Regions from separate parts of the Homo sapiens genome. Here region 2 is linked to region 1. The links are chromatin contacts, found by Hi-C or POLR2A ChIA-PET in ENCODE. All regions are on one chromosome and are shown on one strand. Each heading gives the region's core, a stretch centred on a gene start or an enhancer-like site at or near the end of the contact. The rest is flanking DNA. Distances are from core to core; before and after follow the strand shown. Region 1 holds the start of ACAP2 (ArfGAP with coiled-coil, ankyrin repeat and PH domains 2). Region 2 holds the start of PAK2 (p21 (RAC1) activated kinase 2).

Region 1 (6,040 bases), core at 1,032-3,531:
GTTCACTTGGTAATTAGCTTAGTTATTTGCCTTTGTGGTGCCATGCAGTTGAATATTAATTTGAACCCCAAAGTGTCACTTTAGGTATCTTCTAAAAGGCTACACTGTGATTAAGTATTAAAATAATAAGTTATTGTATATGCAGATTAGCTGTCACACATCAGGAACGCAACCAAATATAGTAGAGATTGCCAACTGTCTTGGTAAATTTGACATTGAAGTTACAATGTTAGGGAAGGTTGGCCTGACCACTAATGTGCTTGAGGACCCTGAACATTTAACAGTCAATAGTCTGTTTTTAGCTATCAAGAAAAGCTGTGTGGTTTCCAGGAATACACAATTAAAAAAGAAATCAAGTTTATAAGCAAAGAATAAATGAATATAATGCTTCTATATTCTCTGAAATGCCTCAGAATTATACTGTTAATTTTCCTTTTTCCTTTTTTTTTCTTTTGATACAGTGTTTTGCTCTGTCTACCCAGGCTGGAGTGCAGTGGCACAATCATGGCTCACTGCAGTCTTGACTTCCTAGGCTTAAGTGACCCTTCCACCTCAGCCTCATGAGTAACTGGGACTATAGGCATGTGCCTGGCTAATTTTTTGTATATTTTTGTAGAGTTGTAGAGACAGGATTTCACCATGTTGCCCAGGCTGGTCTGGAACTCCTGGAGCAAGGAATCTGCTCACCTCGGCCTCCCAAAGTGCTGGGATTACAGGTGTGAGCCACCATGCCCTGTCTATACTGTTAATTTCTAAAGATGCTAAAGAGATCAAGATATCTCTTGATGGGTTACGAAAAACAGTATGTCATCACGCTATACTTAGCCAGACGGTCAGAAAGTTATATTAAGACTTTAGAAGGCTGGGTGTGTGGCTCACACCTGTAATCTCAGCATTTTGGGAGGCTGAGACAGAAGGATCACTTGAGGCCATGAGTTTGAGACCAGCCTGGGGAACGGAACGAAATTGTTTGATTGTTTTTGAGACAAACAAAAACTTCAGACAGTGAAAGTGAGAGAACTTAGACTTAAGCCCTTTGATTATAGTACTGAAGAGGCAAATGGTACAATTAAAATAGCCAACATTTACTGAATGATCGATATGTGGCACTGTGTTAACCGGACAACTTCATCAGATCTGTGTGTTATGTTCATTTTAAAGTGAGAAAGCTGGGACCTAAATCCAGGAAGTTTGCCTCCAGATTCTCACTCAGAGCCACTATGCTGTTAGAACACCCTGTATATTCATTTTTATAGATACGCCCGTGTTTTTTAGGTTGGCTTAAAAATTACTCATTACATATAAGACATCTTTGTACTTTTTACAATCAATGGCATCTTAAAATGAAGGAGTATGGTAAATACCTGCCGTGAGGATCAGATGATAAGTATCTTAAAGTGCTTCTAGAAAAAGTGTGGATTAGAGGGGCAGGTGTTGCAAGGTGAGTACGATGAGCCTGGTCTTCAGAACCCCACCATGGCAGAACAGTGAAAACCACCAGGAGCAAAGTGTCAGTGAGGGGGAATGCTTTCGGCAGTTTTGAGAGGAGTTCCTCCACACGAAGCACCCTACCTCCCATACCTGCCTAAATCTTTCTATGTCCAACCCAAACGGCAGCTCCTTCAGGAAGTGGTCTCTGGCTATATGAGAAGATGTACATGGGAGCAATTTCCAGATTATGAAGCTATGGAACAAATACATGAAAGATGGATTTTATCACTAAAGTTATCCTCGCTCCTCTTCTGGCCTCAGTTTCTCTAAACTGAAAGGAATAGGTGGCTTAGCCTATCTCTTCCTTTTATAATTTCTGCCTCTAACCTCTTCAGATTTCTGCCAATCTGCTTTGAAAAGCAAATTTCCTTCCTCAGACCTGCAGGAGACTGCTCCTCTGGGCTGGCAGCTCAGCAGGGCGGGGCTCGGGGAGCAGGAGAAGAGGCGGGGGCTCGGAGGGAAGCGCGGCCGCAGCCACGTGACTTCCTTCCCAAGGAACCTCAGCTGCCGGCCTCCCAGCAACCGGTGCGTCCCGCCTAGCGACGCCCGCGCATCCCGGTTGGCCCTCGGGGGCGGTTGTGGCAAGGAGGTGCCCACGGTCGCGCTGCTCATTGGCTCGGGTTGCCGTCGCTCAGACCCGTTGCCCGGGCGCCCGCAGGCGGTGCTGCCGGATGCCCCGCCCCTTGGCCGCCAGGTTCGTGGCTGGCTGGCCGCTGCTGTCACTCCCCGGCCGTTTCCCTGCGGCCAGCGCTCTACTTGGGGCGGGAGGAAGAGGGGCGGGACTGGGGCCTGACTAGTCGTCGCCGTCTTCGCGGCTGCTATGACCAGCGGGCGAGGCGCCCTTCGCAGCTCCGCGCAACGCTAGTCGCGGCCGTGCGCCCGCCGTAGCCGTCTGCGTCCCAGCGCGGCCGCTCCCGCGGCCCCCTCGGCTTTGCCAGCGCCGCCTGCGAGGCGGAGGCAGGATGAAGATGACTGTGGATTTCGAGGAGTGTCTGAAGGACTCGCCCCGCTTCAGGTAACCGGCACGGCCGCCCGGCGTCACCGCGGAGCTGCCTTCCCGGCGCTGGGGGCGTGAAAGCCGGGCCCGCGCACCCGGAGGAGGCCCCGCCGTCCGCTCCTTCCGACGGGGCGAGCGGCTGTTGCCGCCGTTTCCCACCCTGCGAGGGCACTGCAGTCCCCACCGAGCCCTCCCGAGGGGCGACGAAGTGGCGGGGACGGGGACGTCGCCTCTCATTTCTTTCCTTGCCCTCTGCCGGGGCGGAGCGCCCCGAAGGCCGGCGCACCCTCTCCCGCTGGGGGAAATGGGGTGCAGCCGCGCTCCCGAAGTCCCGTCCCCTTCGCGGGCGCTCGCTCTCGCCCCCTTCCTCCTCTGGCTGCTCTTCCTTCCCCCTTCCTTCCGCCCCTTCTTGGTTTCCACCCCCTCCCCACCCCCTCTTTGAGGGAGCTTTCAGGGCATCCTCTTGCAGTTCATTTAGTTCCTCTTTGCGCTTTTCTGCCCCCCTTCCCCGGGGAGGAGAGAGTAGGGGGCGAACTGGGACGCCGACTTCTGCTTCGCGGTGCCCCCGGCCAGAGCGACTCTCCGGAGGGCGCCCGCGGTGGATGCGTGCGGGAATCGCGGGGGGAAGCGCTGTGATCAACCGCATTCCGTGGACCCTAGTTGGTGACTACCTGCTTTTCTTTCCACTTAAGCTCGTTGAAGGGGGCACAGCTGTCGAGAGGTACCGGGCTGAGGGCGGAGGACTAGCAGAAAAGTGCATTTCTGTTTTGAGAACGGAAGTAGGAGGGCCGTGAAGATTGCCTGTGTGTTCCTCTTCCAGCAGCCTCTGCCCAGGAGGGCCCGGATCACAGTCGGATGCTCCCAGTGGATCTGTCACAGAGTTGACATGGGGGCACTCCGATTCACATGGGTTGCCCTTCTTTCTATGTGAGAGGCGGTCGTCCTGAGGCCGTCCAGGACACAGGTTCTTTCTGTTTTGAGGATAGTAGGAAAGTCTTGAGTTGTTTTGGACAATGGAGTTTTTCTAGGTTGCGTTTTACAGTGTATTTATTTACAGGGCTGGTCATAGTCCTTACAAATATAAGGCCTTAACACTTCCGTTAGATAGTGACATTTCTTGAAGCTTCCTCTGAGCACTGGCGTGTGTGTGCCCGCTAATGTCTGGGCCAAGCCTGGATTGTAAATTGCATCCTCTGCCTGGGAACTAACTGTTCTCATCCTTAACACTGTTAATTGGATTTCTTATTCTCCTTTCAGCGAAAAAGAAAAGAATTGTAAAACTAAGGAACTGCTACTTAGAGAAAATTTAAGAACGCTTTTTGCGTTTGCCCTTTGATGATTTTTGGGTATTAATTTTATTGGAGCCTAGGGCTATTATTTAAAAAAACCCACTTCCTTTGATAGCTGTTGTTGCGATTCATTTTTGAAACTTTTATGTTCTGCATTATTGAAGGACTCAAGAGACACAAATAGATTTCCTAGGACAGGCGTGCAGGTTGGTTTCCAGGACAGCATGGCAAGTGGAGTAATTTTTAAAGTGCACCTTAGAAAGTTCAGCTTTTTGTGAAATTTTGTTACTATGACTCAGCTATTTATTTTTAAGTGAAATAATCACAGCATTTTTCCCTTAGAAGATGTAGCTTTGAACTCCCTTTGTTTCACATTAATTTTTTTTTTTTTTTAAGTTGAGAGAAGTGATTTGGAAATACTTCTAGCTACTGGGGTTGGTCACAAACCATGTGATGTCTTTGTTTTTGAAATAAAGAAATCATTGAATATAAAATAAGAGGGCAACATACTGATTAAGTTGTAGGGAATATTATAGTGAACTTTTGTTAAACTTGATTGTAACATAAATTCTATGTTAATTAAAATATTACAGGTTTTCAGGAGTTGTTTCCCATATTCCAATTATTGTTAGCTGCAAATTGGGAAGAGATGCCAAAATTTCAATAACTTCAACATCTTATATACATTTTGGGGACAAATTAGATTTGCAATAGAGGGAAGACTGCCGAGAAATAGAAGTTTCATTATTCATATTCTTAATTTTTTATAGTTTTTCCATAATCCTATTACTATGAGGATCTGTATAGCATTTGAAAAGAATATTTGAGAAGTCTTCATTCACATGTTGTATGTATAAGAAGAGCTTTACTTTTGAGAGTATTGTGTATGTTGAGTGATAGTGAAACTTGTATCAAAATAAAAAGCTTGTGAGGCCTGGGCTTGTTTTTTGGTAGTAAGGCAGCTGCACTTGTGTCCTGATCTATTGGGCTGTCTTTAAATTAATACGTGTCTTTATTCATAAATGAATCTTGTGGCATTTAAGTCTAGTGTGTGCACATAACTGTCTTGGTGCTGTAGAATTAATGCAAAAGGCACATCTTGCTGATGAAAATTTCACCACTGTTCAAGCTTTAAACATCTATTTTCCTGTTAAATCAATGAGGAGAATACAAGGGGACTGGTTGAAATAGGGAGAAGGATGTTGCATTTGCAACATTGTCTTTTGTAATTTGAATAGTCAATGGTTACTTTTACATCCCAGTGAACATTTTTTTTTTGTTTTGGATTGGAGGGCACATTTCGTTGTATAATTTTGGGTTCCCTTTTTGGTTTTTTAAATACCAGTTTAAAATCAGCTTAAAGGTCAAAATCTTGTTCATCTAAAATCTAAAAACCTTGTTCATCTAAAAATCTACAGGAATGTAAAGTGCCTAAGTATACTTTTTTTTGAGTGGAAATTTTGCATTTTGGCCAAAATATGTTGAAGTTGGAATTTGTTTGGGCCCTTAATTGTATGTAGTTGCATGTAGTAGGTCTTTAAAATTTTACAAAACCTCCGTAAAAGTACTGCTTTTCTTTTACTTAAACATACTCTTGGGCTGAACACTGTGGCTCACATCTGTAATCCCAGCACTTTGGGAGGTGGAGGACGGCGGATCACTTAAGGTCAGGAGTTTGACACCAGCCTGGCCAACATGGTAAAACCCCATCTCTACTAAAAATACAAAAATTAGCCGGGTGTGGTAGTGTGCACCTGTAATCCCAGCTACTTGGGAGACTGAGGCATGAGAACTGCTTGAACCTGGGAGGCAGAGGCTGTAGTGAGCTGAGGTTGTGCCACTGTACTCCAGCCTGGGCAACAGAGCGAGACTGTCTCAAAAACAAAAAAAACAAAAAAAACAAAAAAACCCAAAATGTATTCTGTTTTACTTAGGAAGTGAATATCTATTTGAAATAAAAAGTAGAATAAATAAATTGAATAAATAAACATCTTTCTGAATTATGAAAGATTTTTGTCAGCAGTGTTCAAGTATAAAAATATTGTGGCCAGGTGCAGTGGTTCATGCCTGTAATCCCAGCAGTTTGGAAGGCTGAGACAAGAGGATCGCTTGAGGCCAGGAGTTTGAGACCAGCCTGGGCAACAAAGTGAGACACCGTCTCTACAAAAATAAAAAAATTAGTTGGGCATGGTGGCGTGCATCTGTGATTCCAGCTACATGGGAAGCTGAGGCAGGAGGTCAAGGCTGCAGTGAGTTATGTTCA
Region 2 (6,040 bases), core at 1,277-3,776, 1.3 Mb before region 1:
TGGTGTGCCGTGGCTCACGCCTATCCCAGCATTTTGGGAGGCTGAGGCGGGCAGATGACCTGAGGTCGGGAGTTCGAGACCAGCCTAACCAACACGGTGAAACCCCATCTCTACTAAAAATACAAAATTAGCCGCGCGTGGTGGCGCGTGCCTGTAATCCCAGCTACTCAGCAGGCTGAGACAGGAGAATCGCTTGAACCCAGGAGGCGGAGGTTGCGGTGATCGCACCATTGCACTCCAGCCTGGGCAACTGAAACTCCGTCTCAAAAAAAAAAAAAAAAAAGAAATATTAATTGTTAACCGCATCTACTTGGGAACCTGTCTATCATAAAGATCAGAGAGCCCTATCGCCTGTATACTCGAACTATAAACTTAATTTTGAATTTGGGTTTGCAAGGTTAGTATTAAATAGCACGGAGTCCAGAATAGTATCTCTCTCTGAATGAGAGTAAACCATAAACCAAGGCCCTAAGGGAAGTGAAATACCCAGGAACTCTTCCTTCATAAAAATATCTGCTGATTAGAAGAAACTGGCAGAGAAGCCAACATCTACAGACCAAGTTTCAAACTCCAACAAAACTCCAACCTTTCTACACCTTAATCCCTCAGGCCAATAAAACATCCATTAAGTTAAGGACAACTGATACTACTATTTAAGAAATGATGACAGTATTGAAGCTGAGTATTGGAGCCACTTTTTTCAGAGCCTTGCTGGAGGGAAAGGTAACAATGGGCTACTTAGTGAAAACACAAAATACACTGAATTTAGGTCAACCTGTTACCAAATCGGAAAGTTGGTTTAAGACCTACATCTATTACAGGTTCACTTTCCGTAATAAGTGTCAATCAATGTGCTTGGCTAATAAGTAGCTCGAAAGATTTAATAGCCGAGGATGACACAGTGAAAAAGTTGCCTGAAATCCATACTCCTAACAGAACATGAAAAAGGCTCTTCATATATACACGAGCATGAGTGGGCTTTACAGAAGCCACAGACCTTCTGGCAAAGTTGACAAGTTTTAACCTGCTTTAAAAATTACTATTCACTGCCTTCATCCCAATGTAACTTTACTGAGTGTTATTCTATTGGACAACCCTACAAAAACAAAATCCCCAGAGCAAATTCTTGTACATTTCAATATCCTGCCTACTTATAAGAGCGGAAGAGTCGAACACAGCAGGGGAAAAAACGTGACGTGCACAACCTTGATCCAAAACACAGCTCTTCGTAGTTTAATTTTAGGCCTAACCATTTTGTCTTTTTATAAAGGTTAAAAAAGAAAACAAAGAAAGGACACATCGCCTGTAACGCAGAAGTGAGATAATGATATCAACCGGAGTTCGTTATTTATCAAGGGACAACAAATCACGCTCACACTGCCCAGGGAGAGTACTACTAAAATTAAGATACAAGGATGGGTACAACCTCACACCCACTGACGATGACACGCTTCTGTTCTTGGATGACTTATCTTTAAAGAATTAGTTAAAAGGTTGAGTGGCAACGTTTTGTGTTTGTGCGTGCGTGTGTTTCCAAGAGAGCCAAACATGGTGAAAAACCAATCTTAACTTCACCTAAGTTATCTAAAGAAGCAAATTTCACCCCTAGGCTGAAGCTCAAACAGGAGCGAGGAGAAGCTCCGAAAGATCAGTTCGTAAGCGGTGGCCCTCAAGCGCCCGGGACGCTCTACGTTTTTACCAATGTGGAATGTGGAAAAGAGGTTACAGGCTGGAGCTGAGAAAACAGTCAAGCTACTCGCGACAATATTCCTGAGCAGTGAAACGGGTGAACAGAGAGCGAGCAAGCAGGGGCTGAGAATCAGTGAGAGGAAAAATCAAGGAACAAAACCGGAGAGTCTGGTCCAGCATTAAGAAAACGGAGCAAAGGAAGAGGGTGAAACGCGAGGGGAGGGAAGACCGAGAGTCGGCAGAGACCGTGGTGCCGCGAGGTTCAGAGCAGGGCTGGGTCCAGGAAGAGTCAGACCTCCGCAGCCCAGCGAGCTTCCCATTTCTGGCTAAAGCCAGCGAAGAAAACGGCCCTGGGGAGCAGACAATGAGCCACCGCCCCAGGAGCTGCGGCTCCCAGCACGCAGGTGGCGGCTCCCCGGCCCCGCGCGGGGCAGGTCGGCCGTCCCGGGCCGCTCCCGCCCGCCAGGCCACGGAGAAGGAAGGAGGAGGAAGAGACCCGGCCTGCGTCCCGCGCCGGCCGGCCTGTGTGCACTTACCCCGGGCAAGGCAAGGTCCCCGCCCCAGCGAGGCGCCTCGGTCAGAGCTCCCGGCGGGCTGCGGAGCCGCCCCGGGCTAGCGCGCGGTGCGGGGAGGGGAGGGGAGGGAAGGGGAAGCGGGGCGGGAAGAGACGCCGCGCTGGAGCAGCCGCTGCTACCGCTAGGCCCAGCGGCGGCGGAGTCCTGCGCACGCCAGGGAGGGGAGGGGAGGGAGCCTTCGGCAATGGCGACGGCCCGGGCCGGAGGGGAAGCGGAACAACCGCCGCCGCTGCGCGTGGCCACAACCCTGGGGGAGGAAGACGGCGGGGAGCGGGGCGGGGCGGGGCCAGAACCCAGAACCCCTCCCGCCCCGAAGCCGGAGCTCCCCGGGGCGGAGACGAGCGCCACCTCCCATGGGCAGGCCCGCGCGGGGGCCGCTGGGAGTAGTAGTTCGGTGATAGACGTTGCTTTTATTCCTTGGGTAGTCTTTGTATTGAGAGGAGCAGCCAGTCCCTCATTTAATTCAGCATTGTCTCCAAGCAGGTCTCTGCCGACGGAAGACGCTGACAGACGATTGCTGTTATACACATCTGCTCCGCGACATTTGTTTCTGGGAATTCATCCGTTATCCATTTTGCTTTTTTGCTTACAAATTCTTAACTAAAATTTTGCTGCTAAATTAAGTATCACCTCCTTGCAAATTAAGACTTCCCTATTTTATCCACGGAGGAGTTCATCAATGTTTCACTTATTCTACAAATATTTGAGTGTCTGATATGGACTAGACACTGTTAAGCATCAGAAATACAAGGGTGGTTCAGGTGCGGTGGCTCACGCCTGTAATCCCAGCACTTTGGGAGGCTGAGGCAGGCGGATCACCTGAGGTCGGGAGTTCGAGACCAGCCTGGCCAACACGATGAAACCCCGTTTCTACTAAAAATACAAAAATTAGCTGGGCATGGTGGCACGCATCTGTAGTCCCAGCTACTCGGGAGACTAAGGCAGGAGAATCGCTTGAACCCAGGAGGAGGAGGCTGCAGTGAGCCAAGATCGGGCCACTGCACTTCAGCGTGACAGAGTCGTCATGCCTCAAAAACAAAACAAAAAACACAAAAGAAATGCAAGGGTGAACACGATTCACCAAGCCTTTGTGGAGCTTATATGAGGACGCAGTAATTAAAGTAGTCACACCTGGTATAAGAAAAAACTTGGCGAGGTTACTTTGGATAGGGTGGTCGGAGAAGGCCTCGTTAAGGAGGTGACACTTAAGGCAAGAACAGAAAGAGACAGCAATAAGAAGCACCCAGAGAAAAGCAATACAGGCAGGAGAAGAAAGAAAAGGGCTTGCTACGGTCAGTTAAGAAGGCCTGTGTAGCTGGGGCCTAGAACAAGAAGGCGGTACTATTAAGAAAACACTACAGCAGACAAGATTCAGGTCATGAAAGATCCTGAATGCCATGGTAAAAAGTCTATATTACAAAAAACCATTAAAAGGCTTTTTTAAGCAGGAAAGCGATGTTACCTGGCTTACACTTTAAGATCACTAGACTGCAATGTGGATAATGGAGTATAGAGATGCAAGAATAGAAGGGAAATAAAGTAGGAAGGCAGTGGAAAGAAAGAGGAATTGTGCTTCTCTATCAATGTAGAGCAAAAAACTCAATTGATGCAGTGGGTACAGGAGAGAAAGGAATCAAGGAGCAACATGGCACAGTAAGAGATAACCTGAAAAATGCTCTGATTATTAAACACACAGAAACACTGGATAAATAAGACATCCTTTCAAAGGCATAACTTGCAAGAATGAAAATAGAATGTTTCTGACAGTCTTCCAAATTTCACACTCAACCTGAAGAAGGGGCAGGACACCAGAGTGGTAAGCAGGGCAGTGAAGCCATGGTTGTGTTGAGGGCACCTACTTATCTCAGAAATCTCTAGAGTTTTAATAGGTGCACAGGAAACTAAAGACAAGGACTTGGGCCTATACAAGAAGTCAGGACTGTGATCCTGCATAGGACTGGAAATTCAAGGCGCTATACCCTCCAAGAACAGACTGGGGGGAAAAAAAACCCTATGCTAGCCCAGGGAGACACACAGGACATTTGTTTACTTTGGCCTGCAGTGGGCTTGCAGGGCAGAAGAAAATTTTCCCTTTAGAATTAATAACCCTTTAGAATTTTCCCTCACTAAGGTTTTAAAGTTCAAATTTGTCAAGAAAGTGGTCCCAGGCTGGAGTTCTGGGGGGCCTGGAAGAAACAAATACAAATCCTGACTGCACAGGTGTACCCTCAACCTCGGTCTCAAAGGATTTCACAGATAAACAGGATTTCCGAAGCCAAACATGAGCACCCGAAATACAATACACCTGAGGAAATAAGCAGCGATGAGTGAGTCAATAGAAACTACAAAGAACATAATGAAACCCACACAGACTTTAGCTGCTGGAATTGATGGCTACAGAATATACAGTACGCCTATTTAAATGATTAAAGAAAGTAAGACAGGAGCTAGAAAACACGAGCAAGAAACAAGATGCTTTTTTTTTTTAACGACCAAACAGCTTTGAAAATGAAATAAGTAGGCCAGGCGCGGTGGCTCACACCTGTAATCCCAGCAGTTTGGGAGGCCGAGGTGGGCAGATCACCCGAGGTCAGGAGTTCGAGACCAGCCTGGCCAACATGGTGAAACCCCAGTCTCTACTAAAAATGCAAAAATTAGCCAGGCGTGGTGGTGGGCACCTGTAGTCCCACCTACTCAGGAGGCTGAGGCAGGAGAATCACTTGAACCTGGGAGGTGGAGGTTGCAGTAAGCCAAGAACATGCCATTGCACTCCAGCCTGGGCAACAAGAGCAAAACTCCGTCTCAAAACAAAAACAACAACAACAAAAGAATTAAGTAGAATTTCTAGAAACAAAGAATAACTGAAACCAAAGCCAATGTTTGGTTAAATAGCAGATTACACACAATTGAAGAGAAAATTAGTAAACTGGAAGACAGACCAAAAGAAATTACTGAGAACAGCCTAGAGACAGGAAAAATGAAAGCAAGCTTAAGAGACATGGGGATAGATTGTTAAGGTCTCTACCATACTCCTAATGAGAATTCCAGGAGAGAAAAGAGAAAAACCAAGAGAGGCAGATAATGATGAGATAATGGCTGAAAAATTTCCAGAATTGATTAAAGACAGGAATCTTCAGATTCAGGAAGCAAACTGAATACCAAGCAGGATAAGTAAAGAAATTTCAAACACATGAAAATGAAACCGCAGAATACCAGAGATAAAGCAACCAGAGAGAAAAGACATTCTGTACAAACAACTATTACATTCATAGCAGATTTCACAACAGCAAAACGGGTGCCAGTCAATAATGGTATATTTTCAAAGTACCAAGAGAAAATAACCAAGCTTAGAAGTGTACAGCTACCGGCTGGGCACAGTGGCTCACACCTGTAATCCCAGCACTTTAGGAGGCTGAGGTGGGCAGATCACCTGAGATCAGGAGTTCAAGACCAGCCTGGCCAACAACGGCAAAACCCTGTCTCTGCTAAAAATATAAAAAATAGCAGGGTGTGGTGGTGTGCGCCTGTAGTCCCAGCTACTTGGTAGGCTGAGGCAGGAGAATCACTTGAACCCAGGAAGCAGAGGTTGCAGTGAGCAGGGATCACACCACTGCACTCCAGCCTGGACGACAGAGCAAGACTCTGTCTCAAAAAAAAAAAAAAAAAAAAAAGTGTACAACTACCTAAATTATCCATCAGATGAGTGAGGATGAAATAAATATATCATCAAACATAAACAAGCTACCAACAGAGACACACTAAAGGAACTCCTTAAA

The links. A loop is a pair of places that touch in the nucleus more often than their neighbours do. ChIA-PET counts read pairs that join two places held with the same protein, here RNA polymerase II (POLR2A). Pooled maps may share reads with other maps.
Region 2: a loop to region 1 is called in a map of endothelial cell of umbilical vein, with 12 times the contacts of the local background. The contact joins the promoter of PAK2 here to the promoter of ACAP2 in region 1. A Hi-C loop is called at or near these places in 2 of 168 maps with a recorded cell type or tissue (ascending aorta and endothelial cell of umbilical vein) and 11 of 50 pooled maps. POLR2A ChIA-PET finds 5 or more read pairs at or near these places in 2 of 52 experiments (A673 and T-cell).

What each region holds. Positions count from the first base shown.
Region 1 is chr3:195,439,261-195,445,300 of GRCh38, reverse strand. It overlaps ACAP2 (ArfGAP with coiled-coil, ankyrin repeat and PH domains 2), which reads left to right and starts at 2,281. Exons shown (of 23, transcript NM_012287.6): 1 at 2,281-2,506. The coding sequence starts at 2,454. RefSeq lists silencers at 1,917-2,416, 2,537-2,756, 2,777-2,826 and enhancers at 2,238-2,737, 3,277-3,366.
Region 2 is chr3:196,736,343-196,742,382 of GRCh38, reverse strand. PAK2 (p21 (RAC1) activated kinase 2) reads right to left here and starts at 2,526. Exons shown (of 15, transcript NM_002577.4): 1 at 2,226-2,526. RefSeq lists a silencer at 1,946-2,735.